Regions from separate parts of the Homo sapiens genome. Here region 2 is linked to region 1. The links are chromatin loops, found by intact Hi-C in ENCODE. Cell type or tissue: mammary epithelial cell. All regions are shown on one strand. Each heading gives the region's core, and the rest is flanking DNA. Links, peaks and the distances in the headings are about the cores only. Region 1 has its middle 21 kb from the start of LINC02783. Region 2 overlaps PADI1 (peptidyl arginine deiminase 1).

What was found. Hi-C counts contacts between places; a loop is a spot of excess contacts. Peaks named below come from ENCODE experiments on the same cell type or tissue, not always from the same donor. Only the 100,000 strongest peaks of a DNase experiment are listed, where the experiment ranks them.
Region 2: a loop joins it to region 1, with 2.2 times the contacts of the local background. A loop is called at or near these places in 3 of 110 quality-filtered maps.

The regions. Positions count from the first base shown.
Region 1 is chr1:17,160,251-17,176,806 of GRCh38, forward strand. No RefSeq gene overlaps it. Among named protein-coding and RNA genes, the nearest start is that of LINC02783, 21 kb to the right of the region's middle. In mammary epithelial cell, for the core only: no CTCF peak of the experiment used is centred there; a DNase peak (open chromatin) is centred at 7,921; H3K27ac peaks cover 461 bases.
Region 2 is chr1:17,210,054-17,223,489 of GRCh38, forward strand. It overlaps PADI1 (peptidyl arginine deiminase 1), which reads left to right. Exons shown (of 16, transcript NM_013358.3): 2 at 12,237-12,417. Among named protein-coding and RNA genes, the nearest start is that of PADI1, 12 kb to the left of the region's middle. RefSeq lists an enhancer at 157-658. In mammary epithelial cell, for the core only: a CTCF peak has its summit at 2,185; DNase peaks (open chromatin) are centred at 5,128 and 5,578; H3K27ac peaks cover 539 bases.

The DNA.
Region 1 (16,556 bases), core at 4,234-12,233:
ACCAGGGAATGGGGAGCTTGAGACACAGACTACATTTGGTTGCAGAAAAAATAAATTGTGTTTCTCGTGTAAACCAAAAAGTATCTGAGACAAGTCTCAATCAATTTGGAAGTTTATTTTGCCAAGGTTAAGGACATGCCAATGGCACAGCCTAAGGAGGTCCTGATGACATGTGCCCAAGGTGGTTGGGCTACAGCTTGGTTTTATACATTTAAGGGAGACATAAGGCATCAATCAATACATGTAAGATGTGCATTGGTTCAGTCTGGAAAGGAGGGACAACTTGAAGTGGGGAGGGAGTGGTTCCAGGTCACAGGTGGATTCAAAGATTTTCTGATTAGTAATTGGTTGAAAGCGTTTATTTAAATACCTGGACTCAATAGAAGGGAGTGTCTGGGTTAAGATAAGGGGTTGTGGAGACCAAGGTTTTTATTATGCAGATGAAGTCTTCAGCTAGCAGGCTTCAGAGAGAATAGATTGTAAATGTTTCTTATCAGACTTAAAGAGTCTGTTCTGTCTTAAGGTCTCTGCTTTAATGTTAATGCTGGTTAGCTGTGCCTGTATTCCAAAGGGAGAAAGGTATGATGAGACACGTTCAATTACCCGTTCCCATCATGGCCTGAACTAGTGTTTCAGGTTTACTTTAGAATGCCCTTGGCCAAGAGGAGGAGTCCATTCAGTTGGTTGGGGCTTAGAATTTTCTTTCTGGTTTACATTTGCATACCTGAGTTTGTGTACTGGGAAATCCACACCTCCTGTACATTCAAATACACATGCCCCCATAAATAGATGAACATTCATGTATATATTGATATACAATATGTCTAGAAAAAAGAATCAAAGGAGAGATATCAAATGCTAACAGATTCTCTCTTGATGGGGCTACCTTGGTTTGTATCAGTTATCCCACAGATTTGGCTAGTGTCACAAATATCAGAAAAACAGTGGCTTTAATAAGGGAGGAGAGGAAAGGGTGAAATGGATGTGGTCCAGGACTACTGAAGGCGCTGACTGACATGTGGGGACCAGGCTCTTTCTGTCTCATTGCTCCACTCTCTCTAACACTTGTATTCTACCTCATGATCTAGTCTGGCTGCCCAGGCCCCTCCATCACATCTGCATTCCATCTAATGAGAAGGGAGACAAGGGAAAGGGAAGGCAGGTTTCTTTATTGTTTTTTCTTAAGGACACAACTGAAAGTTGCATGTATCACTTCCTCTCACTTGTCTTGGACATATCCTGGTCACGTGGTCACACCAGCTGCAAGGGATACTGGGAAATGAAGTCTTTAGCTGGGTAGTTTTGTGCCTCAGTGAAGCACATCTCTGAATATTCCAGCTCTGGAGCCTCCTGTGGGCTTGGCTGAGATCTCTGTTGGAGTCCACCACAGCCCAGCTGCTCTCTCCACCCAATACATTTCCCTTGGCCTGCCCGCACCCACCCTAGGTGTTGATCCTGAAAGCATCTGGCAATTCAGTGTGCAAGTCTCCTTCCCAGAGCCAGTTTCCCAGAGCACACTGCCTACAATGCACTGTGAAATGGAAGCAATATGGTTGTAAGGATTAGATGTGATATTTTAAAATGAAACACTTCCATTGAGTAGGTGCTGAATAAATAATGAAACTGGCAAACACCAGTTTACAGATAGCACTGCCTCTTTCAGAAGGTGTTCTAAGACCTTTTCATGCGTGACATCATTCACTCTTTGCAGCCAGGCTATGAGGGTGTACTGTCATTCCCATTTTACAGATGAGGAAGCCGGGGCTCAGAGAGGTTAAGTACTGCACTCCAGCTGCCCAGTTTGTAATTACTCTGATGCAGCACAGACACCTGTCAACCAGCGTGTCAGGATTACAAGGCCAGAGCCCGGAGGACGGTGATGTGGGAAAGGAGCCTGGGCCTCGGTTGCCGCTGCTGGGAACCTCCAGCGCTGTCACCTCATGGGCTCTTCGAGGCTCCCATGTGACCGCAGATGGTAGTGCCTTGTAAACTGTAGAGTACTGGGCATCACTGAGGTGTGGTCATCTCTCGTGATTCTTTTAATAACAATGATAATTGGGCCCATTTGTGGGGCACTCACCATGTGCTGGGCCCTACATTAAACACCTGACAAACATTATGTCATTTGCTTCTCACCAACCCCACGAGGCAGGCAGCTGGCACCGTGCTTCACCAGTGAGGACATAGAGGCTCCGGGAGGTCGGGTCAATTGCCTCAGGTCCCAGGGCTGGGGGGGTGGCAATGTAAGACATGAGCCCAGGTTGGAGTGAGGCCGGAGGGCATCCCTCACCTCGGGGCCTGTGGAAGGATGTTGTTCCTACTACACAGCTGCCCTCGAACAGCCACTTCTCAGGTTCCACTGCACTGACTCTAAGGGGATGGGGACTCGTTTTCCAGGACTGGCCAGTCTCCCAGAGGAAGGGGTCCAGGGAGTTCCTAGGGGACGGAGGAGACAGAGATCCACCCTGGGAAGGCCACTGGTTTGAGGGAGAGGTGCAGCTTCCACCCAGGCAGAGCTACTGGTCCAAGGGATACCCATGGGAGAGCTCCTGGTGTGGCGGGAAAGGCACAGGCTCTGCCTCGGAGGAGACCCCTGTCTAACGAGGGAGGCTTAGCCTCTGCCCCTGCTCCCTGCTGACGGGGACTCTGGATGCCAGCAGATGCCCCAGGAAAGAAGAAGCAGGGATGAGAAGGGGCTGAGGAAGGAGGAAACTGGGCAGGGCTCTGGCCAGAGGCCCATCTCTCCTACCTTGCCCTCCCCCATCTGCCCGGGGCCTCTGTACCAAGCCTGTGAGTAACTGCCCAGCGGCGGCACAGCCAGTCATGAGGACGTGATGAGACTCCATGAGGTAGCCATGCAGGTCCCAGTGAGGAGGACCTGGTGACTCAAGTGCTCTCCAGCCGGCTTGTGCCCTGGGCCAGCTCCACTGTCTGCCTGGGCTGCACCTGCCCCTTGTTGTGTAGCCCCAGGCCACTCCTCCTTCGCAGGCCTGTTTTTCCATCTGCGCATGGGGGAATGGCCCTGGACAGCTTCTCTCCCTGTGTGGCTCAGTCACCTCAGGCCACAGACCCACCAGGAACCCTCTATTTGGGAAACCTGGTCCTGAAGACCTCCTGCCTCTGGTTGCTGTCCTGGCTGGCTCTGTTCCTCACACCTTCTCAACCCCATGCCCCGCAGAGAGTCCCTTTAAAGGATGTCTTTGCCACCACAGCTTAAGGACAGTCCTTGCCTGCACAGTGTCTTTGACTTCATGACCTGTGTGTCCCTGGGCTGGATGGCATGCCACAGTCCCGGTTCTCCTCCTGCTGCTCTGTTGCCTCCGCACCCTCCTGCTGTCTGTCACCCCCGCACCCCCACCCCATGTTGGCAGGGTGCATGGGGTGGGGGACACTTAGCAAGAGGGCCCCTCTATAAGAATGACTCCCAGGGCTCATGCCCAGTGGGGCTTTCACATGGGGGTGTCCCCAGTACAACCCGGCAGGATAAATTAGGAAGATGCTCGTCGCAGTTCCCCATGCCCTACTGTGGATGTGCGGAGTGATTTTCCCCTTCTTCATCGTCATTAGTGAGGCCTTTGTATTACCCCACCCAGGGGGGATTTGGTCTGGGACCCAAAGCCAGGCATCCCTCAGATGCTATGCTCTAAAGAGTTGGGACTGTGTATATCTTGCACATTTTTGTAGCCCAGTTCTGTCTTCCAGGTCTGGCACATAGTAGGTGTTCAGCACATATTTGTAGACTCAGTGGGTGATTGGCTGGTGGAAGAAATGCATCACATGTCATCTGCACAAAGAGGTTGCATGGTACTGTCGGAAAGAGAGAGGAGAAAGGCCTGTGAGGTCCCAGCACAGTGCCGGACGCAGTCAGGGCTTGGTGCGGGCCGACAGTGGTTGAGACACCTGGCTACAGTTTGACAGGGCTGAGTGATGTGAGCTTGCACCTGTTGCCCCGGGTTCCTTCGGGCCTTGATTCGGATTCCTGCCCATGGCCTTTTGGATGGGTCCAGGCCAGCATCTGTCAGAGGAGCTCAGAACTTCTGAAATCTCAGCCTCCAGCTCCCGAGGACTTGTGCGGCCGTCCAGACCTTGATGTTGTCGGCCGTGCCTTCAGCAGTAATTGGAAGGGCAGCCAGCAGCCTTTAGAGGACTCCATCTGAAAAAACAAGGCCGAGGCAGGACTTCACATGAGGGTGACTCCTGGGCTGTGCCAGGCTTTGGATCAGTCCCTGAGTTTCTGCTGAACACCTGCTGTGTGCCTTGCCTGGGGAGGGATGGGCTCCAGGAAAACTGTGAGAAGCAGCTCCTGACATGGAGTTTGGTGTCAGGCAGACTTGAAGTCAAACCCAAACTGATGACCATGGAGAAATTCCTTCAACCCTCTCAGCCTCAGTTTCCTCAAGTGGCCAGACGACCAGGAGGCTGCTGGAGCATGGAGCGCAGCCTCGTATGCTGGAGCTTTAAGAAAAACACTTAATTCTAGGATACGGTCTTGACCCTAAGCATCTCTCTCACATTCCAACTGGGGAGATGGAATTGGAGAGAAGAAAACCGGTAGTTCATAAATCCCACCATGGCATGGATCCCATGTGACATGCAACTGGGAAGAGCGGAGACAGAAGCTCTTCTAGGTTAGAGTGATTAGGGAGGGCTTTCTGGAGGAGGTGGCTCCTGAGCCGAGCCCAGGGGAGGAACAGGCTGTGGACAGGTGGATGGGAGAACAGAGGGTGTGTGGGCAGGGGGACAAGGTGTGGGAGCTGTGGTTGTGGGATAGGACTCATACACTGAACCTGGGTACAGTGTTAATGGGAGGCAGTGGGGTGACCTGAAGACTCTCAAGGACAATTTGGGGTGTAACAAGAATGGGGTGAGAGGCAGGGCCCACAGTCGACAGTCTTCTGGTGGAGGTGCAGGTGAAGGTCGCTGAGTTGGCCCGGTTTAAGGGAGGTTTATTTCTTCAGCTCCCAGCAGAGTTGAAAATAGGTCTTGGCAGTTCAGGGGAGAGATGGGGGTGGGGGGCTACAGCCTCATATCGCCTTCAGGATAAAGTCCAAGCCCTCAGCCCTGTCTGCAGGAACCTCTGGGATTGGGGATTGGGCTTCTTCTCACCTCTCCAGCCTGAGCATCCCCACCCCAATCCTCTAGCCCTGCTGAGGCCCACCCTGTTCCCTGAGCATGCCTCTGCGCCACTGCTCCATGGATCCTTCTGCCTGGAATGCCTTCCCTCATACCCACCTAGCAAACCCCTACTAACCCCTTAAGACTTGGGTTAACATGACCTCCTCCATGACATTTGCCTTGATCTGCCCAGCATGATGGTGCAGGACACTCTCCTCTGTATCCCATAGCGCCTGCTATCCACATCCTTCATAGCCAATTCATTTTGCTCTCACGATAACTGGCTGTGTCACGTTGGTCAAGTAAATAAAATTCTCTGTGCCTCAGTTTCCTAATCTGCAAAATAGGGGCAATAATTGTAGCTGCCTTGGTTGGGTTAACACTTGTAAAGACTTTAGAAGAGTGCCTGGTGCTTAATAAATAGTAAATGTTACCCATTATTAAAATAATTATTCTTACCTCATAGGGCTGTTATGAGGATTAGAAGTCAAGTGCTTGTATCATGCTTGTAACATAGTGAGCCCTAACGAATGAGAGCTATCATCTCCACTGTCTTCATTGTCCCCCTCATCCCCACCATGATCCTCACCATCCCCAACACCATCCCCACCATCCTCCCTTCCATCTCCATCATCCCTACCACCATCCCCAACATCCCCACCATCATCCCCATTACAATCCCCACCACTATTTCCACCATTCCCACCACAGTCACCATCACCCCCACCATCTCCATCATCATCCCCACCATTCCCACCATCCTTACCATCAACATCACCATCCCCACCATCCCCAACACCATTCCCACCATCCCTACCATCACCATCACCATCCCCACCAACATCCCCACCACCCACCATGCCCACCACCATCCCCACCATCAGTTTGCCTACTTGCCTCCTCCAGACTGTGAACCCCTACGGCATGGCTGTGCTTTGGCAATCTCTGATCTCAGTGGGATGCTCAGAATCAGGCATGTAGTAGGTGCTTAGTACAATTTTCTTGGGCAAATGAAGGAAGCAGGGCCCTGGCTTGGGGGCTGGTAAGGAAGGGAAAGGTGTGAGTGAGGTTTAGGAGGGAGAGCTGTCAGGACTGGAACCCCATGGTGGGGGTGGGGGTGGTGGGGAGAAGACTCCAGGCTGGCGCTAACCTGGAAACTGCCCGTACTAGGGGACTCCATCCTCTACAAAGCAACTTCAAAACCCTTTGGATCCAGCCTCTATTGGAGCAGGTGGGCATTAAAAAGGATTTGGGAAAAAACAGATCCCCTCTGAAGTCAGGTCTCCCTAAGCCTCTGGTCTCAGGGACTGTCCACAGCCTTGGACTCCACCCTTAGTCGTAGCTGTTGATTCTATTGTGAGGGGGTCTCTGGGTGACAAGGTTGTGCACAGCTCCAGGAGGATCTTCTCAATAGCCTGAGATGTGGATGGGGGAAGGGAGAGCCTGGGTTACCAGCTCAGAGGATGGGAGAATTAGGGAGGGCTCCCTGGAAGAGGTGTTAGGAGCTAGGGTATAAATCTAGAGAAGGGATAGGTGGCACCAGTGGACAGCATAGAGTTGGAGAAGAATGAGCTCTGGGTCCTCAGGAACTCAACCTGTCCACCTCTTGCCACCTGATGCCCCTTCTCTAGTCCCAACTCTCATCAGCCCCATCTAGCCCACTGCATCTCCCTCTTTCCTGCCCTGCCTCCCTGGCATCCACTCCCTGCAGAGCATCCTGGGCTCAGAACCTTGCAGTGACTCCCACCTCGCTTGGAGTCAAAGCCAAAGGGCACAACTGGCAAACAAGGCTCTCATCCCAGCCCCTGCCTGCTGCTTCTGTCTTTGATCCCACCCTCTTCCCTCCCCCCTCCCTCCCTTCCTGGCCACAGAGGTCTTCTTGCAGCTCCCTAAACCCTGGAGGCAATTTTCCAGCCCAGGGTCTTTGCATAAACTCCACCCACACCGCCCCCCCCCCGCCCCAACCTGGAACGCTCTACTCCTGACAGTGTCTGGGGCTTTCTCATCCAAGGTTTCAGCTTAAATGTTGCCTTGCCCAGGAGGCTTTCTCAGACCTCTTTATTTGCTTCCTTTACAGACCTAACCATGATTTATAATTAAGTGTATTGTTTTAAAACTTATTATCTCTTCTCTTCACCAATATGTCAGCTTCATGAGGACAAAGCTCTGTCTGGCTCCTTATTGCTACATCCCTAGAGCTCCAGGCAGTGCCTGACATCTAAATAGGCCTTTAGGTTAAATGGAATTCTGTGCTTTGACATGAGGAAGGGAAATCAAGGAAGGCCCCCTGGAGGAGGTGTTTAGAGATGGGAAGAAAATGCAGAGAGGAAGATGGGTGCTCAACAGTGAGGACAGGGTTGAGGTGCTCAGAGCTAGGTGGAATGGGCCCAGGGGAGCCCCTTTGCCCTCCCTGGAATATTTTTAGTCCTACCTGAGCCCCGAGAACTTCTGTCTAGGTGTGACCTTGCTCCAGGCAAGCTGTCTTGTAAAATTCCAGAGCCAGGTATACCCAATTCTGCAACGTGGTAGCTGCATGACTGTACAAGTCCCTTAACAGCACCGGGCCTCAGTGACATCATCTGTTAAATGGGTTGGTGATGATAATGGTCAGCATTTATGGAGGAGCCCACACGGTGCTAAGTGCTTTACACATATCAGCTAACTGAATCCTCACTGCTGCCAATGAGACAGGTACTATTGAATCAGAGGCCCGGAGAGAGCTCCACGCGGTTGGTCATACTGGTGAAGAGCTTGGTTCAATGCCTGGTGAACTCTCGGCACAGGGGTTACCAGTGAAACTCATGCTGTGGGCATTTGTTTCCCTCCAAGAGGGACAGCCCCAGTGTCCCTGGACGCTGACTAGGACTGAGTCAGACCCATCCTCATTAGAGTCCCAACCTTGAGGCTGCCTGCACAGAGTGACGTCTGCAGATATGTGGGTCTCTCTCTGAGCCCGGTCAGGCTTCACGCCCCTCAGAGCCTGCCCTGATGTTACCCCCAGCAGGGCTGTGAGTTACCTGGTTCCACCTCCCTGGCTGTGAGCCCGGCCAGCTGCTTTTGTGCCTCACATTTTTATGCCAGTTAATTACAGCCATTACTGCCATTACGAAAAAGTTGTGTGATCTCAGGCAGGTCCAGGAGACCCCGAGGCTCCTGGGGGATCTGCCATGCATGGATGTTTGAGAGGAGGCTCTCCCGTGCCTGCCTGTTCTGTCTTCCACTGGACTAGGTCCCTTTGAGGTTAAAGATGGTGTCCCACATTAGGCTGGTGTCCTGGACAAAAATTTTAAAAGAATCTTTTAAAAGGCATGACTGAGTTGGCAAGAATGTAGAGGAAGTGCTCCAAAGCCAAAAAAAAAAAAAAAAAAAGAATGTCTACACAAATCAAGAGGGGGTGAACCCTCGACTGGAGGCTGGCCTAAAAGATTCCTGTAAACTAGAGCTTTGTTGTTTTTAAAGTTGTGGTCAACTTCACGTAGAGTAGAATTCACCCTTTTTAGTATAAAGTTCTTTGAGTGTTGACTAATGCATAGAGTTGTGTACCCGCCATCACAAATCAAGGTATAGAAGTTTAATCTCTCGTCAATGTCCCTGAATCCTTTGGAAGTCAATCCCTGTTCTCACTTCTGCCTCCTGGCAAACACTAATCTGTCTTCTCTTCCTATATTTTTGCCTTTTCCAGGATGTCACAAAAATGGAATCATCCAGCAACACGTTGTCTTTCGAGTCTGACTTTCACTTAGCATAAGGCAATTGAGATTCATCTATGTTGCGTTTCTAAGTGTGTTAGTATTGTGCAGATGTGCCAGTCTGTTGATCCACTCACTTGCTGAAGAATATCTGAGCTGTCTTCAGCTTTTGGTTATTATGTATTTTTTTTATTTATTTATTTAGACAGTCTCTCTCTGTCTCCTAGGCTGGGGTGCAATGGCGTGATCTTGGCTCACTGCAACCTCCACCTCCTAGGTTCCAGGGATTCTGGTGCCTCAGCCTCCCGAGTAGCTGGGATTACAGGTGTGTGCCACCAAACCCAGCTAATTTTTGTATTTTTAGTAGAGACAGGGTTTCACCATTGTTGGCCAAACTGGTCTCAAATTCCTATCCTCAAATGATCCGCCTGCCTCAGCCTCCCAAAGTGCTGGGATTACAGTGTGAGTCACCGGGCCCGGCCTCATTTATTGATTTTTAAGACAAGGTCTTGCTCTGCTGCCCAGGCTGGAGTGCAGTGGTACAATCATGGCACTGCAGCTTCAAACTCCTGAGCTCAAGCAATCCTCCTACCTCAGCCTCCCGAGTAGTGGGGACTACAGGCATGTGCCACCAGGCCCTGCTAATTATTCCTTTATTTTTTGTAGAGACAGGGTCTCACAATGTTGCCAAGGCTGGTCTCAAACTCCTGAACTCAAGCAGTCCTCCCACCTCCGCCTCCCAAAGTGCTGGGATTACAGGTGTGAGCCACTGCACCCGGCCTGCTTTTGGTTATTATGAGTAAAGCTGATACAAACATTCACGCATAGGTTATGGTGTAAATGTAGTTTTTTCACTTCACTTGGGCAAATAGCTGGGAGTGAGATTGCAGGATTGTATGGTAAGGGTTTGTTTGACTTTATAAGAAACTGCCAAACTGTTTTTCAAAGGGTATGTGCCATTTGATACTCCCTCTCCCACTACAATGTAGAGCTTTGCTTTTAACAGATGCAGGGGAGATAGAAGACGTAGCCCAAGGCCTGACCGAGTGGAACTGGGGTCTGAGCTCCCATACGAAGTCAGAGCTTCTGCAGGCAACATCCTTAGTGAAAGGGCAAACTTGAAAAAGATCTACCTTCTAAAAGGATATGGCAAGAAAAGGGTTGGTCTTGGCTTTCACTCAGAATAAAGAGGGAAAGAAACTCTCCCCTGAGCCAGCCCTTATGTGAGATCAGGGCCCAAATTCCCACTTTATTTTATTTTATTTTTATTTTTATTTTTTGTTATACTTTAAATCCTGGGATACATGTGCAGAACATGCAGGTTTGTTACATAGGTATACATGTGCCATGGTGGTTTGCTGCACCCATCAACTCATCATCTAGGTTTTAAACCCCGCATGCATTAGGCTTTTGTCCTAATGCTTTCCCTCCCCTTGCCCCCCAACCCCCAACAGGCCCCCAGTGTGTGATGGTCCCCTCCCTGTGTCCATGTGAAGAAATTTATTTTTAAATTAATTAATTATTTTTGTTTTAAAGAGATGGGGTCTTGCTATGTTGCCCAGGCTGGTCTTGAACTCCTGGCCTCAAGAAATCCTCCTGCCTCACCCCCTAAAGTGCTGGCATTGCTTGTTTGGTCCAGAAACACCAGGCTGAGAACCTAGTTTCAAGGAGTCCCTGGTGAATAGTACTCCCAGGTCTCCAGCAAAAACAAACTAAAATCCTTTCTAGAGAAACACATATCAAACCAGACCTTATAAAGTTCCTACCAGTTAGAATCCTGATGATCATGAGCTCACAATAAAAACATTTAAAAACATGCAAAGAAACCACAAACAGAGGAATCAGACCTGTAAACACTTCAAGGATTGGAATTAGAGTATTCATTTTGGGTAATAAGAGTGCTACATAATTTAAATAAAAGTGTCCTGCTGGGCACAGTAGCTGACGCCTGTAAGCCCAGCACTTTGAGAAAGTCACTTTAGGCCAGGAGTTCAAGACCACCCTGGGCAACATAGTGAGACCCCCGTCTCCACAAAATATTTCTCAAAAATTAGCTGGGTGTGGTGGTGTGTGCCTATAGTCCCAGCTACTTGGGAGGCTGAGGTGAGGATTGCTGGAGTCCAGGAGTTTGAAGCTGCAGTGAGCTGTGATCAAGCCACTGCACTCCAGCCTGGGTAACAGAACGAGACCCTGTCTGTAAAACAAACAAGCAAACAAAACAAAAACAAAAAAAGAAACATAAAACCATAAGCACAGAACAAGAGAGTATTAAAAAGGACCAGACTTGGTTTCTTATAAAAATTCAATGTACATTTAACATATGAGCCAGCAATACCTAAGTATTTGCCAAAGAGAAATGAAAACATGACCATGAGAAGATTTGTATAGGAAAGTTCATAAAAGTTTATAATATCCCAGCACTGAAAACAACATGAATGTTCATCAACAGCGAGCAGATAAACGAATTGCAATTTATAATGGAATATGACTTAGCAATAACAAAGCAATGAACTGCAGATACTTTCTCTTCTTTTTCTTTCTTTCTTTTTTTTTTTGAGATGGAGTCTCGCTCTGTTGCCCAGGCTGGAGTGCAATGGTGCGATCTCGGCTCACTGCAAGCTCCGCCTCCCAGGTTCACGCCATTCTCCTGCCTCAGCCTCCCGAGTAGCTGGGATTACAGGCACCTGCCACCACGCCCGGCTAATTTTTTGTATTTTTAGTAGAGACAGGGTTTCACCGTGTTAGCCAAGATGGTCTCGATCTCCTGATCTTGTGATCCGCCCGCCTCGGCCTCCCAGAGTGCTGGGATTACAGGTGTGAACCACCGCGCCCGGCCTCTTTTTTTTTTTAAGTACACTTGGAAGAGGGCCAAGTGGGTGACTTGTGAGATGAAGTGCCAGATACTTTCAACAACGTGGATTAATCTAAAAAACATTTTGCAGAGAGAAAGAAGCAAGATGCAAAATAATACCAAGTCTATGATTTCATGTGTAATTCTTTGCAGGACAGGCAAAAATCTAGTCTATAGCCACAGAATGCATGTGAGTGGTGGCTTGGGGACAAGGGTTGAGAAAGGGATTGACTGCAAAGGGAAAAGGGACCTTTTGGGGCTAGTGAAAATGTTGTAACTCTTGATTGGGGGTGGTGATTACGTGAGTTTATACATTTGTCAAAACTCATCAAACCATACACTTATTAAAATGGATGCTTTTACTGTATGTAAATTATATACACATGTAAATTATATGTCAATAAAGTTAATTTTATTATTTATTTATTTGAGACAGAGTCTCACTCTGTCACCCAGGCTGGAGTGCAGTGGCACGATCTCAGCTCACTGCAGCCTCTGCCTCCTGGGTTCGAGTAATTCTCCTGCCTCAGCCTCCCAAGTAGCTGGGATTACAGGCGCCCGCCACCACGCCCAGCCAATTTTTGTGTTTTTAGTAGAGACAGGGTTTCACTATGTTGGCCAGGACGGTCTTGAACTCCTGACCTCAAGTGATCCACCCACCTCAGCCTCCCAAAGTGCTGGGATTATACAGGTGTGAGCCAATGCGCCTGGCCCTAAAGTTAATTTTAAAACTAAAAAGGCATTTATCAGGATGGGAGGCCTAGCTGGGATCACTTTTCAGACCTTTTTCTTTCACATGCTGATCATGCTCCTTATCTGTTTATTTATTATTTTTATTTCTTTTAGAAACAGGGTCTTGCTCTGTCATCCAGGCTGGAGTGCAGAGGCATGATCTTGGCTCACTGTAGCCTAGAGCTGTGGTCTCAAGTGATCTTCCCACCTCAACCTCTCAAGTAACTGGGACCACAAGTGTGTGCCACCACACCCAGTTTATAAAGAAAAAAAAGTTTTTAGGGAGGGTTTGTGGCATGGGGTCCCACTATGTTGCTCAGGCTGGTCTTAAACTCTTGACTTCAAACAATCCTCCAGCCACCACACCTGGTGATCATGCTCCCTCTTGAGACCCTCTCTCTTCTGGGACATCCCACTTTCTCTTGGGTTTTCTCCTACCTCCCTGGCTCCTTTGTTCTCCCCAAACTCTAAACATTGGAGGGCCTCAGGGCTCTGTCCTTGGGCCCCATCTCTCTCCTACCCACACTCACTCCCTAGGAGATCTCTGGCTTTGAAATTGTCTGCCCACTCCCACAATCCTATGTCCAGCCCAGACCTCTGGCTTTGGACTCCAGTGAGATTAACCAGTCCCCTCCCCTGTGTTGCCCCTTGGAGGTCTAATAGGCACCTCAACCTCACACCTGCAAAACCATCCTCCTGATGTCCAGCCCTGCAAACTTGCCCCTCCCTGAGACTTCCCCATGCTTCTGGGTGCCTGTGCCAAAACCGTGAAGTCATCCACTCCTGTCTTCCTCTCACACCCCACAGTTTATCCATCAGTGAACCCTGTCGGATCTGCCTCCCAAAAATCATCTCTGACTGTTTATTACCTGCTCCACTACTTCCTCCCTGGTCCAAGACACCATTGCTTCTCGCCAGGATTATGATTGCTTCTCTGACTGGTCTCTCTGCTTTCTACCCTTGCCTCCCTCTAATCTGTGGTCAGCAAAGCAGCCAGAGGGATTCTGCCAAGTTATGCCTCTCCTTTGCTCAAACCCTTCCGGCAACTCCTCATCTCACTTGGAGGAAGCAGACCCTTCCTTTGGCCTATAAGGACAACATGATTCTGCCTTTCATTTCTCTGACTTCATCCCCTAGTACTCTGGTATGGTTTGGCTGTGTCCTCACCCAAATCTCATCTTGAATTGTAGCTCCCATAATTCCCACATGTTGTGGGAGGATCCCAGTGGGAGATAATTGAATTGTGGGGGCGGTTTCCCCCATACTGTTCTTGTGGTAGTGAATAAGTCTCACGAGATCTGATGATTTTATGAAGGGTTTCACCTTTGGCTTGGTTCTCATTCTGTCTCTTGCCTGCCACCATGTAAGATGTGCCGTTTGCCTTCCGCCATGATTGTGAGGCCTCCCCAGCCATGTAGAACAGTGAGTCCATTAAATCTCTTTTTCTGTATAAATTACCCAGTCTCAGATATGTCTTTATGAGCAGTGTGAAAACAGACTAATACATAACGTGTCCCTTCCCCTCCCCTACCCCTGGGCCACACTAGCCTCCCAGTGGTTCTTTGAATGAGTCAACCATGGTCCTGCACTTGCTGCTCCCTCTTCTGGGTCTCAGACTCTCCAGGTGTCCCCATGGCTGTGTCCTTTCATCCTTCAGGTCACTCTTAGTTTGCTTTGCTAGAGAGGCTTCCTGACCCCTGTAGAAATCAGTGCCCTTGCCCCACTCTGTGTGCTAATCATCACCGAGGCGAACATCGATCACCTGGCTGAGGTAGTGTTCATCAGTTTTCACTTGTTATGGGTTGAATTGTGTCCCTGCTACTCACCTAAAATTCACATGCTGAAATCCTAACCCCTAATACCTCAGAATGTGACCTTATCTGGAGACAGGGTCTTTACAGAGGTAATCACGTTAAAATGAAGTTGTTAAGGTGGGCACTAATCCAATGTGACTGGTGTCCTAATAAAAAAGAGTAAATTTGGAAAGACATGCACACAGGGAGACACCGTGTGAACGTGAAGATGGTCATCTATAAGCCAAGGAGAGAAGCCTGGAATAGCTTTGGTATGATTAAGCTTTGTGTCCCCACTCAAATCTCATCTTGAATTGTAATCCCCATAATCCCCATAATCTCTTCATGTCAAGGGAGAGACGAGGTGGAGGTAATTGAATCATGGGGGCAGTTTCTCCCATGCTGTTCTCGTGATAGTGAGTGAGTTCTCATGAGATCTGATGATTTTATAAGGGGCTCTTCCCCCTTCACTTCTCCTTCCTGTCGCCTTGTGAAGAAGGGGCCTTTCTTCCCCTTAGCCTTCCGCCATGATTGTAAGTTTCCTGAGGCCTCCCCAGACACGCTGAACTGTGAGTCAATTAAACCTCTTTCCTTTACAAATTACCCAGTCTTGGGCAGTTCTTTATTGCCGTATGAAAATGGACTAATACAAGCTCCTTCTCTCACAGCCCTCAGAAGGAACCAACCCTACCAACACCTTGATTTTGAACTTTCAGCCTTCAAAATGGTGAGAAATTTGGGAACAAATTTCTGTTGTTTAAGCGACTCAGTTGTGATACCCAGTTATGACAGCCGTAGGACATTGACACAGCACTGTAAAGTTACTCCCCCACCCCACCTGTCCATATTCTCCTCAGTAAATCTACATAAATTATTCTTCTCCATGGACAATATATGTTTTAGTCATATGTTTGTTTGCTTAGCCATTTGTTTATTGTCTATCTCCCCCAACCAGACTCTAATGCCAAGCATGTGTATTTTTGACTCTTTGATTCACTGCCATATTTTAGCACCTAAAACAGAGCCTGGCACACAGTAGCCACTTAAATATTTGGATGAACAAAATTAATGAGCCAGCAATGACAATAATTGGAAATGGACTGGAATAAATTATCTAGCTGAAAAACATATATTGTGAGAGTGGATGAAAAAGCAAAACTTTGTACTAGAGTAAAATATAAAATCAGGCCGAGTGTGGTGGCTCATGCCTGTAATCCCAGCACTTTGGGAGGCTGAGGCAGGTGGATCACTTGAGGTCAGGAGTTTGAGGCCAGCCTGGCCAACATGGTGAAACCCCGTCTCTACTTAAAAAATACAAAAATTAGCTGGGCATGGTGGCACATGCCTGTAATCCCAGCTACTCAGGAGGCTGAAACAGGAGAATCGCTTGAACCTGGGAGGTAGAGGTTGCAGTGAGCCAAGATTGCACCACTGCACTCCAGCCTGGGTGACAGAGTGAAACTGTCTCAAAAAAACTATATATATATATATATATATATATATATATATATATATATATATATACACGCAAATATACAATCATAGGAAGTAGAGAAGCAAAAGAATAGGAAAAGACATACCAAAAAAAAAAAAAAAAAAAGCCAACCCAAAGGAACTAGGTTCAGCTTTAATAAACGTGGATAAGATGGGCTTTAAAGTAAAAACGTTGTGAGGAAACAAGGGAGTTACCATATAATCTTAAAAGGTTCAATACATTGGAATACTGAAACAATTATGAACTTGTATGATCTAATAACATAAGTTCAGAATATATAAAGCTGGGTTTCCTGGGTTTTCTTTTTGCCTCACATATCCCAAATTGGAGAGGCAGCAACCCCAAAACATGAAGGGATGCAGACAAATAAGCCCCAAGAAAAGCTGGCTCTTTCTAGCCAAAGGACCAGGAAGAAGCAGCTGAGAAAGACAAACTTTCAGATGATAACTGCTCTACTCCAGCCAAACACTACAGAAAAAACTGTGACCTTAGCCTTACCTTTCCAGGGAAGGCTGAGTGGAAAACTTTGACTTCCACCTTTTCCAGACTACAAAGAGATGCCTCAACTTTTCAGCTGTGGTGACGTCAGAGAAGGCCGAGGAGCTGGACTTTGATTCTCACTGGGTGATAATGAATACCTTCATACTCTGTAATATCAGTAGACCATGCGGTCTGATGTCCGCATGTAGAGGGGCCTGATCGTCCACCTCTACACTGCAGCAATGAGGGGCTGACTGAGGTGGTAGCAGAGGAGCCCTAGAATTGCATCAGGGCTTTCACTACTGTCCAGTAGTAATGAGGATAACCTCCACTTCCATGTCAACAGTAGAGGCCATATGGGGAGCAGCAACAGGGCACCCCTGTCCCTCTAAGCCTAGTGG
Region 2 (13,436 bases), core at 1,268-9,267, 47 kb after region 1:
GGTCTCGAACTCCTGACCTCAGGTGATCTGCCCACCTCGGCCTCCCAAAGTGTTGGGATTACAGGTGTGAGCCATCTCACCCTGCCTAAGTTTTTATTTTATTTTATTTTATTTTATTTTTTGAGACAAGGTCTCGTTCTGTCACCCAGGCTAGGGTGCAGTGGTGTGACCATGGCTCAGTGCAACCTCAAACTCTTGGGCTCAAGTGATCCTCTGCCTTAGCCCCCCAAGTAGCTAGGATTACAGGCCTGAGCCACCGCGCCCGGCCAATTTTTTTCCATTTTACCTTGAGGAATTCCACAATCCACAGAATGCGGACATGCTTTGGGGAGAGGATCGGTGACTCACGACTTGGACTCTAAATTCAGGGCCCTATCTCTCAGGGACATTCTGGTCCCCAGCCCCTGTTTATCTCTTCTGGGAAGACCAGTGAGTGAAAGCTGTCCCTCTTCTCCAGCCTCCATTCCTGGCTGGGCAGAGCTCCACTTGGGAGAAAGCTGGTTCAGCCTGCGCCCTCAGCCTGGGCTCTCTGGGCGTGCCCCTCCCCAAGCAATGACAGGGCATAAGGCACCCACTAGTGTGATTTCTGTGAATGAGGGAGAAGACAGGACACAGCCACATCATGTGTGATTCTAGACTCCTGAGAAAATGCCTGAGCCTGCTGAGGGGTCTGGGACATCAGCCATTGCCCTCCCTCAACCTCCAGCAGCCCCAGCCAGCCCCGGGGAGAGGATGCAGGGGAAAGCTAAAGCCAGGGTTGCAGCCAGGGGACTGGGGGTTGGAGCTGCCCCCTCCTACTGTCTGGTGCCCACACCTCCCATCTCAAGGAACCTCCTGTGGTCTTTTCCCCAGGGCCGTCTGCTCCCGGGCACCTGCTCTGTGCTGGGTTCTGGCACTCGGTGATGATACGGCCCATGGCCACATGTGAGGAGCTTCCATCCTAGTTGGAGAGTTAAACAAATTTCAGGATGTGGGTTTCAACAATTGCACACCTGACCCATTTTCTTGGTCAGGGAGGAGAGTGAAGGGAGGTGCCAGGGTCCTATTAACGACAGGGCCCTGTGTCCTCTTTTGTCCGGGTCTGCCCACTCCTCCATGCCTTTCAGATGCCCTCTGTGACTGTAATGATCATGATGGCAGCCCTGGTTTTTTGTTTTTGTTTTTGTTTTTTTTTGAGACGGAGTCTTGCTCTGTCACCCAGGCTGGAGTGCAGTGGCACGATCTTGGCTCACTGCAACCTCCGCCTCCCAGGTTGAAGCAATTCCTCTCCCTCCACCATGCCCAGCTAGTTTTTTGTATTTTTAATAGAGATGGGGTTTTACTATGTAGGCCAGGCTGGTCTTGAACTCCTGACCTCAGCCTCCCAAAGTGCTCGGATTACAGGCATGAGCCACCATGCCCAGCCGGCAGCCCTGTTTTAAGTGCTCACTGCACCATCTCAGTTAAACCTCACAACAAGCCTGTGAGATGGGGACTACTATAATCCCCATTTGCAGACACGCGGAGACACAGAGAGGTTAAGAGACTTTTCTGAAGTCACACAGCCCACAAATGCCAGAGCTGGGATTTGGACCCAGGTCCACCTGGTTCTAAATTCTGTGAGCCTAACCCTGTGACTGCCCAGGCTCTGAGACTCTTCTATGTTGCTGGGTAAGTGAGGGGTGAAGTGAAGGCAGGGCAGCAGATGAGCTTTGGAATCAGACCCAGGCAGGGGCCAAGCACGGCTGTGCCCCATCACCCTCTGTGTGACCTCTCTGTATTTCAGCTCATTTTCTGTAAAATGGGGAGAAGAATAATCACTCCCCTATTAGCAGGCAGGGGCCATGGGGATGGAATCAGAGAATGGAGTAAAAACCCTCCGTAGACTCTGTGGACCCCACAAGGGCAAAGCCAAGGATGATTTGTCTCTGCTTTCCTGGTGCCCAGCATGGGACCTGATGTACAGTAGCTACCCAGGAAGGTACGTTGAGGCAGAGCCACTGGCAGCACTAATGGGAGCCCTGTGTGCCCCAGGGAAGCTGCTGGCCTTTAGCTGGAGCTCACGGGGTGGCGGCCAGTACCCCGGGACTATCAGCCTCCAGGCAGATCCCTGGCTCCAGGCAGAATCACCCACGGAGCTGGTCACCCCAGGAGATTTGCTGGGCCCTGCTGCCTGACCCTACGGCATTTCTTGTGGCTTCATTCCAGGACACCTAGCGGCTGGCACCTGTGGGGCTCCTGGCAGGCCAGATCCTGGCCAGGCGTGCAGGGGAGCCACAGGCTCAGCCAGCAGTGCCTGCTCTTCAGCCTTTTCGTCCGATTCTGCCTGATTCTCCCCCTCCTGCCCCCACCACTCATCCAGCACAGTGCCCCAGACGACCCCCAAGAGCACATTGGCCCCCACCCCCACCCACTCAGTTTCTGCCCCCAGGATCTGGCCATGTCCAAAGTGCAGGATAGGACAGTTGGCAGGGAAGCATTCCTCTGTGACTGCTGTATTTCTCTTCTCCCTAGAGACCAGGTGGTACATTTCTGAGCTGTTGACCTAAGATTTGGCCGGTGGAGCCCCAGTGGGCCGAGGCTTCTGGGAAGCAAGTTGCAGCCACGCAAAAGGAAAAGCTTTCTAATTACCTGAACTGTCAAAGCAGAGAGGGGTGTGAGGTAGTGAGCTGTCAGTCTTTGGGAGTGGGCAGGGGGCTGGCCGGGATGACCTCCAAGGCCCGTCTCTGACCCAAGGCCTATGCTATGCAAGATGCTCCCTGGTCTCTTCTGTCATTTTAGGGCAGACAAGGACAAGAAGATCACAGGCACCACCCCCCTCGCCTTGCCGCTGTAAGATGTGGGTGTGTGGTGGGGCCAGGGGGCTGTGGCTTTCCTGCCTTGGTGCCGCCACCCTCCCTAGGCCTCCCTGGCCTGCTGCCAAAGAGCCATGCAGAGGAGCTCGAATTGCACACTCTCTCAACACATTCCTGTTTCCTTCCGACATCCCTGATCGTCTCCTCCTTCCAGTCCCCGACAAGGGCATGCTCAGGGCACACACGCACTCATTTTAATACCAGCCAGGACAGCTTCTCACTTTGCTATCTGGGTGACCTGAGTAAAGTTACTTAACTTCTCCGAGATTTCTTCATCTGTGAAGTGGGGACGTAATCTCCTACCAGGCTGGTAGGAGCAGGGAAAAGTAAAAAAAGAAAAGAAAGCTGATCAGCTCCAAGCCTGCCTTTCTTCATGGTCCAGGACGCATTGCCCTCCTATGCAAGTAACTCACAATCTTCCTGCACCCAGCTTTCACCAGACCCCTGCAACTGAGCTCCCCGCGGCCTGGGCATAATCAGTACTGCACAAAGCCCTCTTCAACAGACAGATAAACATCGTCCTATAAAATCCCCAGCAAGTCTTTGTTTCTTTGCAGTCGGCTTCACCCCAGAGAGAGGCTTCTTTCTTGAAGGCTGACTTTTGTGTCTCTGGCGATGTATTTTCCTACTTTCTGTAATCAATCTGCTTTCCTTTACACACAGCTGTCCTGGTAAATTCTTTTACTCCTGCATTACCGGCCGTCATTACCCTGTGACAAGTAACACCTACCTTGGTCGGGGAGCAGGAGTTGGAGTGAAGTCTAGATGAGATCATGGATAGCAAAAGCTAAGCACGTGCCTGGCACACGGCAGGTGCTTGAAAATGCAGGCTCTTTCCCTGCCCCACTAGAACCCATGGAACATGCTGCCTTATGCCATAACCAGTGGGTGAACCTGCACCTTACCACAGGAGGCGGGCAGGGGTGGAGAGTAGTTGGTTTTACACTCCTCATCCCGCCCTCCGCGTCTCCTTTTGTGAGATTCTCTAAGAATTCACCCCATTCTGCCCATAACCTCTCTATTGAACCTGATGCAACTGGCCCTGCTGTGGGCATGAGGTTGGTGGGCATTGCAGGGTGAGTAGGAGGACGCTGCTCTGGGCGGCGCAGACGAGATGTGAAGTGGCCCCCAGGAAGGTCTGAACCAGGGCCATGGGGGCACAGAGGAAGCACATAAGGTTTCTGGCTGGAGTGAGTTGGGCTGTCTGGGGATTCTGAGAAGAGTAATTGTAACCATGGTGACAGCATCTAACGCTGAGAAGTCATCATCTCAGGGAATCCCTCCAACAGTCTAGGAAGTAGCTCTTGGGATTGTGTCCATTTTACAGCGGAGGAAAATCGAGGCAGTTGAGTGACCCAGTTGGAGGCCATGCTCCACACAGAACCCACACTTCACTCCATGGAAGAGGTGGCATTTGAAGTGGGTCTTGAAGAATGCAAAAGACCCCCCTGCCCCCCGCCCCATGACTTGGCCCAGCAGAGATGGGGGAGCAGCCTGGTGAGGGGCAGGCTCATCAGCATAACAGTGGAAACCATGATGATATAACAGTGATTACCAAGACACCTGACAGGGTGACTCCTGTAGTGGTAATGATTTGGCCTTTTTTATTTGGAGGGGTGCTTTCAAATCTGTGACCTCACCTGACTGTGCATTTGGGGACATGCCAGTACTGCATATCTGGGGGTTGGTTAGGTCTGGGGGCTACATCATGAGACATCACCAAAGAGAAGCATCTTGGAGAGGATTATTAGATTTGGAGGAAGCCGGGAGCAGCTCCAGAAAGCTGGCGCAATACAGCCCACTGCAGGGTGGCCTGGGGCTCCCCACAAGCTCCCACTCCTGCCTGTCACACCTCCCAAGGGCAGCCCTTCATCCATGACCAGGCCCACAGATCTGGGCACCTGAGAGATAAGGAAAGGCAGTATAAGCCCCGTCTCCCAGCCCCGGGGCAAGGGTTGGGGTAGGATGCCAAGGGAATGAGAATCAAAGGCAGCGCAGGGCTCACCCGGCATAACCTGCCTTGCTTGGGTGCCAGAGAGAATAAGCAGACCCCTCCTCCTGCCTCTTCCTGGTGGTTTTCAAAGCTCCTGCTGGGGTACCTGCCGCTCTTCTGTAGCTGAAGCTGACCTGGATGGGGGTGATGGGAACCAAGTCTTGAAGGCAGTGGGGCTGGGAACTAGAATAGGCCCCTCCCCATGCCTGTGGGAGTGGCCCTGGGCCTCAGACCTGCATAGCAGGTGTCTCCTGCAGGAAGCCACATTTCCCCCAAGGCCTGACCCCTCTAGGCACTGCCCACTCATCTGTTACTCACAGGGGAGGGAGACACTGAGACCAGGAGCCCAGCACCCCAGAGAGAGGTGAACAGAGGTGTGAGCTATTGAGCAAGTTTGGGGTGGGGAGGGAGCAGATCTAGACTACAGGAAGCTAGGCTGGGCTTGGAGGGTCTTGATAGCCCCAGAGAAATTGTACCTGTCATTTCTTCCCCCTTCTTTCATCATCATCATCATCGTCATCATCATCATCATCATCATTTTCTACCAAGACTCCAAATAGGGGGCTGTGACTTAGAGATGTCAACTTTTGCCCAAAGCTAGGGATTGGCTCCACAGAGTCCTGCTTCCCTTGAAAGGGCTGTGTCTGGCACCGGTGGTCCCTGAGTGGGGTGGAGCAGGAGTCACCCATGAGCTAGAAACCCTTCTGCTGCCAGCTGGGTGCCCTGGGCTTGTGGCTACTTGCTCTTGGAACTCATGGGCCAGGCCGACTGGATTCAATCATGACTCAGCCACCTCCCCGCTGGGCAGTCCTGAGAAAGCCACTCCACCATCCTGAGTCGCTGTGTCCTTGTCCAGAACGCGTTGATTGTGCCCCTGGTTCATGCCAGGCACTAAGCTGGATGCAGAGATGACAGCAGCGATGCAGACAGCATAAAACAGAAAAAAAATCTCTGCATTTTAGAGGGAGAGACTGCAATGAGCAGATATGTGCTCTGTCAGGTGGCTGGGAGGTGGCCGGTGCCATGGGCTGGAATGAAGCTGGGGTTGGGGAACCAGACTCATGGTGTCATTTGTGTCACGCCATTTGCAACAGGCAAGAAGGGTACATCAGAAAGGCCTCGTATGCTACCCTGAGAGAAGGAAGTGAGGGGCTGGGCGGACCGCAGGGATTGGTGACAGGAACATTCCGGACAGACAGAGCTGCAGCCCTGGCATGCTTGAAGAACGGCAGGAACAAGCAAGAGGGCGTGGGGAGGGAAAGCAATGGGTCAGGAAAGCCTGGGAGGCCACACAGGCTCTGGTGACAGCCTCTGAGCAGGAGGGATGCAACGGGACTTCTATTTTAAAAGGTCCCTCTGGCTGCTATGTTGAAGCTGGACTGTGGGGAGAGAGGGGAAGCAGGTCACTGGCCTATGATAAAAATCCACATGGAAGCAACTGGTGGCTTGGACAGGATGTGAGCTGTGGCAGAGGTGAGAGCGGTCAGGGTCTGCAGTTGCTATGAAGGTGGAGCTGATGGGATTTGCTGAGGGGCTGGCTGTGCGAGTGAGGGAACAAGAGGAGGTGAGGCTGAATTGGAAGGTGGAGCTGCTATGGACAGACTTGCGGTGGGTTGGGCAGGAGCAGGTTTGAAAGGAGTGGGGAAGGAGTGGGCATGGGGAAGCAGGAGTTTGGCTTTGGATGTGTGAAATTTAAAATGCTTGGTAGGGCTGGGCGCAGTGGCTCACGCCTGTAATCCCAGCACTGTGGGAGGCCGAGGTTGGCAGATCACTTGAGGTCGGGAGTTCAAGACCAGCCTGGCCAACATGGCGAAACCCCATCTCTACTAAAAATACAAAAATTAGCTGGCGTGGTGGTGAGCTCCTGTAATCCCAGCTACTTGGGAGGCTGAGGCAGGAGAATCGCTTGAACCCAGGAGGCAGAGGTTGCAGTGAGCTGAGATCATGCCTTTGCACTCCAGCCTGGGTGACAGAGCACGACGTTGTCTCAAAAAATAAAAAATAAATAAAATAAAATGCCTGGTAGACACCCAGGGAGAAACTCAGAAAGCAAGAAGTCTGAGAGTTCTAACCATATTGATGTGGCAGGTGGAGAAAACCAAGGGAGTGGGTGTAGACAGAAGAAAGGAGGAGAGGAGAGGGGAGGGAGGGGAGGAGAGGAGGAGAGGGGAGGGAGGGGAGGAGAGGAGGAGAGGGGAGGCTGAGCCCTAAGCCAGGTGCGCTGGGGCCAGCCGCACTCTGAAGAGTACCAGTGTAGGGATTCTGCCCGTTGCCGATGGTGCCTATTCCAATTACACATTTCAGAACTTGTTGGGGTGGGGCGGAACCACACATGGGCTCAGGGGCTACTGGACCCACTGTAAGATGAACCTGAGCTGAAACTCCATGGATCACCTGGCCTCCATGAGCCCCTGCTCTGCCAGGTGGGCCGCAGTGTTGTTTAGGGTCTCCTAGACCAGTTCAGGGCCGGTGTGCAGGAGAACTAGAAATGTACGATTATTTCCTTTTCCCCAGTGACAGTCACCCTGGTAAAAAGTTGTGTGTCCTCTCGGGGAAGGCTGGGAGAAAGTTGAACAGTGTGTTTGTGGCAATGTACCAGGGTCCTTCCTCAAGGAGATCTGATTGTTTAATTTTTAAGAAGGTTATGAACCCCTTGTTAAACACAGCCACTATTTAAAATTAAATATACACACAATTAAGCAAATTATATTAAAAACAAAGGCAGTAGTACTGAAAACTCATCACTGCTTAATTATTTTACTGCATTTTACCATTGTCCAGATATAGTGGAAATAGTGATGTCACGAGGTGCTATTATGCAGCTCTTTGAAACTCTGAGTCCAATGATGTTGGGCTGGTAACTTGAAACTGGCTAGAGTGGGAGTGTTTACACCACAGACATTGGTCAAGGCTACAAATCAGGGCTTCATTCATCGTTTTATCAAATGCCTAGAGTTCAGAAAGTGATGGAGACAGGTTAACAATGTCAACTCAATTTAAAAGTGTATTGCGTCTATAGCCATGACATTGTGGTTAGTACCAAAAATTGATGAAATGTTCCTCCAGGATTATCTGATTCAGCAAAGAGGTTGCTCATATCCTAGATGAATGAATGAAGGGTGACATGCATCTTCATTGTTTCCCCTTTCATCTTATTCGTGAATGCCAACAAAAATATCAACCAACGTTTACGTCACATATCAGATTTAGTGACAATAAACTTATGGAGGAAAGAATGAGCAGATTGGGATGCAATTGCATTGGTCAAATCATGGTCAAATTGCAACCACAGGTTGGCTACAGTTGCAAGAGAGGGCATCTGGAGGAATCAATGTACTATATAGAATTTACAACACATTTTACAATAAAGAATTATATGTATTATACTATTATTTTTACATTATGTGCTACACACTATTTACATCAGTAAAATTTATAATAAATTTATATATACATATATATGCATAAGAACCCCCCCACTCCAGAGAGCTGGTTGTTAAACATTTGCCAGCACACCACTGCCTGGAGTTAGGGGGTAAGGGGGAGTGACACAGCAAAGGCATTAGAGGAAAGGCCACGGAGTCAGAGGAGAGCAAGCAGAGCCCGTGTCCCAGCTGCCAAGTGGGAAAGTGTTTCAAAGACAGGTGATCATCTGGGCCAAGTGCCTCTGACAGGTCAATGAGGGGAAGAAGAGAAAAGACCCACTGGGTTTGGCAACAGTGGAGTTTCCTTGGTGTGGTGGGAGGAAAGGCTGATTAGAGGCAGGTTGCAGACGCAAAGAGAAGAAATAATTGGAGGTGTCAAGGGAGCAGAAGAAATGAGGAGGTCAAAGGAGAATGAGTTTGGGGATGGGTGATATTCACGTCTGTGTGCTGGGTGCAAGGGAGGGGAGAAGGGGCAAGGCCAGTGATGCCCTTGAGTAGGGGATGTGCCCCAGGAGGGCTGGTCTTGGGCAAGAGCCCAGACAGCACACCCCTCTTCCCAGGAGGGCAGGCATGGTCGTGGACTCAAAGGCAGGAGGGCTGGGAGATGAGGTGGTGGGAGGAGGGAGGTTGAAGGCTCTGAGTGACAAGGGGGAAGAGTGGGGAGGCTTCTGGAGATAGGAGAAGATAGGACATAGTCCTCTAGGACACTGAAAGAGAAAAGAGCCTGGAGCAATGCTGTAGGAGCACGAGCATGTCACGCATCCATTGAGGTCAGCAGTCATGAGTCCAAGTGAACCATGGTCAGCCGCGTGGTGCAGGTGCAGAGGGGGTGGAGAGTTGGATCTGATTGTATAGCTGGAGCTCTGCCAGGCAGCTCAAGGGAGGGAAGGATGAGCAAAAGATTAGGGAGTGGAGCAAGGGGGTGGCCGCAGCGGGGGACTATGGGATCTATGGGACTATCCTGGGGAAGGGAAGAGGGAACATGAGGGATGAGGGACAGCAGTGGGGGGCGAGTAGAGAGGACTCAGCCTTCAAAGGTCAAGCGTCCCAGTGGGCTGAAGGTTTGGTTGCACTGGTGTGTTAGGAGTGAGCTGGAATATTGGGAAGCGGTGTCCGAGTGGGTTGCTAACAGGGGAGCTTGTAGTGGGTGCAGTTTTTTGATAATAACATTCTATAGCACCTGCCCCGTGAAGGAGGGGATGAGGCCAGGTGGAGGACAGGAGCATTGGATGAGAGGTCAAGGGACTGAGGGACCAGGGTGCAGCACACCATCTACATCGCCATTGAAGTATAAACTGGTGACGGCAGCCGGCTGAGGAACATGGCAGGAGCTGGCACCCTCGAGATGAGGACAGAGCGATGGTGTGCAAAGGTGTCCCTGTAGATGGGTGGTGTAGTCTGGAAATGTCAATGCAAAGCTGGGGGTTTACGGAGTGAAGAAAGATGATGATCTGGAAGGGACATTGAGGAGCATGAAGGACCCTTGCCCACCTCCAGGCCCAGGGGCTGGAGGGAGTAAGGGGGAAGCAGTCACCAGGGAGATGGCTGAAGGGGAGGCCATGCCTGCTATTGGGGGCAGGCTTCTTTTACAGTACAAGATCAAGGAAACTGTCCAGGGTGGGACTGAGGATATCGTGCAGATGATGGTGGCTGGGATTGAAAGGGAGTTGGGGAGGATGAGGAAGGGGGTCAGATGAGAGGATGATAGTCCAGGAGACTTGGGGTTTCCATGGCAACTGATGTAAACGATGAGGAAGAGCAGGTAAGGTGCGAGGACCCCCAAAAGTGCTGTGGAATGTGGTGATTGTAAGGCCAGGAGTGGGGGATGGGGGAGGTGGGTCTTGCCAGCAGCCTGCAGGGGCTCCTGGGGCCCCTGCACACTCCTGCCTCTTCTGTAAAATGGGGATTATAATCTTTGCTTTGGGGGGTTGTGATGAGCATTAGGGAGCGCCAAGTAGGACTCGTGATTGTTGGAATTAGGACTGTTGTCACCGCAGTCAATGGAGACAGTTTTTTGATGGGGCCAAGTGATCATGGCAGAGGTTGTGGAGGGGGTCTGGTTTCTCCAGAGGGCTGAATATTTGGGTGGTTTTTTAGGGGTCCAGGAAAGGATGAAGGCGGGAGAATATGCAGAAGGACCCCTTTTGCAGAGTGGCAGAAAGTGAGAATCCAACCATTTATTAACAAGTGTTTATTGAGCACCTACTATGGGCCAGACACTGTTACAGGTGTTGGGGATGCAGCTGTGAGCAAAACAGACAAAATTCCTCCAGCAGCATCTTTGTAGTCAGGTGGATGTCTGTAAGTGGACTTGACCTTGGGTGGTGTCCTGGTGGCTGATGGCTCTGCCGTGGGGGATGATGTTGGAGAGCCCTGACTTACAAAGGAAGAACAAGCACCAATGTGTAGTTCTCTCATTCAACCTCCTCTCCAGAGTGTGAGCGCCACAGGCTCAAGAGCCTCCTGGAACTCTGGGGATTAGTGCAGTGCCTGGCACAGAGAGGCCATAGTTCACGCTTATGCAGGGGATGAAGAAGAATGAGATGCCACCCACAGAGGCCCTGTTGGTTTTGCTCTGCGTGCCCTGTAGCCTGAGTTTGCAGTGCATCCCCCTCTGATGCTGTGGGCCAGGAAGGCTGGCCCCAACCAGCTGTGGCTGGGAGCAGCTGGTGGTGTGAGGGGTAGGGTGGGGGCCCGGCAGATGAGTGCCCCAGGCTGGGGCCAAGGCAGATGGGAGGCTTCTCAACACCCATTTCTTGATCCCAGAGCTCTGATGTATCAGGTGAATGCGGTGTATTGGGTGATGGAAAGAAGTTGCACGGGGTGCTGGCATTAGTCAAGTTCTAGATCTCCACTCAAGTGCAGATGGGCTTGAATCCCCCTGCAGAGTGGCAGAAAGTGAGAATGCATCCATTCATTCACACGTGTTTATTGGGCACCTACACCTACCATGTGCCAGACACTGTTATAGGTGCTGGGGATGCAGCTGTGAACAAAACAGATAAAATTCCTGCCCTTGTGGAGCTGACCTTCTAGCAAGAGAGATGGACAGTTGACTGGCATTGAGGTGGGAGAATCGCTTGAACCTGGGAGGCGGAGGTTGCAGTGAGCAGAGACTGCACCACTGCACTCCAACCTGGGTGAGAGAGTGAGACTCTGTCTCAAGAAAAAAAAAAAAAAAGAATCAGAGCAGGGGAAGGGAGATGGGGGATCAGTCGGGGGGAAAGGTGGGCAAGGTGCAGCATTAAATGGAGTGATTGGGTGGGGGCAGGAGCTTGCTGAGAAGGTGACATTTAGGCAGAGCCTTGAAGAGGGTGAGGGAAGGAGACTTGTGGACATCTTGGGGAGGAGCAGTCCATGCAGCAGGAGCGGGCAGTGCCAGGACAGCCTTGCCATCTTCATGGCACAACAGGAAGGCCAGCGTGGCTGGAGCTAAGTGAGCGAGGGAAAGCGTAGTAGGGAGGAGGCAGTCAGCAAGGTGGCAGGGGCGCATCAGAAGGGCCTCTTATGCTACTCAAGAGGATTCTGCCTTTTACTGAGTTTGATGGAAACCACTGCTTTCCAGCAAAGGAACAACACGCTCTGCTGTGTGCAAAACAGACTGGAGGGGCCTGGGTGGGACCACGGACCCATGAGAAAGCTGCTCGGTGATCCAGGCGAGGGGTGATGGTGGCTTGGGCCGCAGTGATGTCAGTGGAGGTGGTGAGAGGTGGTGGGTTAGTGGATCTCTGTTGAGCTGGAGAGTTTGGAAGTGTCAGATCTGGAAAGGACTTGGGTGTGGGCTGGGGGTGTCCAAGGGTTTACCATCTATGCCCTGGCTTCCAGATGCTCCTGGCCAGTGGCACTGCCCTGTGCCTCCCCAGCCTGACTGTTGAGGGGTGCCATTTGAACGGCCTGGCAGCCCCAAGCCCCCACCCCACTGTGGCCACTCCCCTGAAGAGAGATGGGAAGACTGGTTCTCTTCCCATCTCTCTTCTCTGCCAGTGATGTGCCCAAGGGTGCCAACAGCTTCAGGGTCTCTGGAAGCTCCGGGGTGGAGGTCTTCATGGTCTACAACCGCACACGTGTGAAAGAGCCCATAGGCAAGGCCCGTTGGCCGCTAGACACTGATGCAGACATGGTCGTATCTGTGGGCACAGCCAGTAAGGAATTAAAGGACTTCAAGGTAAGAGGCCACTTTCTCATAGAAAAGGGTTGGATCTCTCCACCCCCATCCAAGGTAAGAGCCCCACATTGGCAATTCCCATTCCAAAGCTCCCCACTTAACCAAACCTCACAAAGCTTATCACAGTACATACACAAAACGTATCCTGATACAATGCCACTGACGCCCAAAACACGCAAACCTCCACCACCACTCCAGTATCACACATGTACACGTGAGTACTCCCACAAAACACAAGCTCTCCTAGTCACCCCCTCAGATTCACAGACAACTTCACATTAATCCCTGTATTCAGCCCACACACGGACCCAGCAAGATGCCCCAGTGCTCTCGTGTGGGCAGGACCGCACAACAACAACCCGTGCAGGTGCACACACACACGTCCACATCTTTGTGTGCACGGATCTCCCACACCTAAGCCAACCTTCTCTCTCATCGCCTGCCCGAAGCTCAGACGAGTCCCTCCTCACTCGCCCCAGCCCCCAGCACCCAAATCCTAGACATGGCCCTTTCTCCCCGACAGGGAAAAGGCAGGGATAAAGCAGCTGTTGAGGGAGGGGCTCAGGAGCCCACTGTGGGCTCAGACCCCACCTCCTCTGCTTGCTAGCTGAGGGACTGCTGGACTGCAGGCAGGGTCCGGACAGTCTCCTGTCGACTGGGGCCATCCCAGGGGCTCACTGGGATGACCCGGCTGGAGGGCTTGGCACGGATTCTGGACCACGCTAAAAGCTCCAGGACCACTGACTGGGGTGATGGAGTGGGGGTTCTCATTCCCATCTTATTGAGGAACTACCCGAGGCTTAGAGGAGCTGAGAGACTTGCCTAAGTCGATGGAGCCGGCTGCTCCTCCCTCATCTGCCAGCTGCTCCTGCTGGGAGCTGCCCCACCTTTCCCATCCCTCCACCTTTCCCCCACCCTCCTTGCTCCTCACACCTGCTCTGGGAACCAAGGTGGGCTCCACAGCCACTTGCTGGAGAAGGTAGCTCTGAATCCCAGCCGGGAGCCCTTGAGTCTTGGGA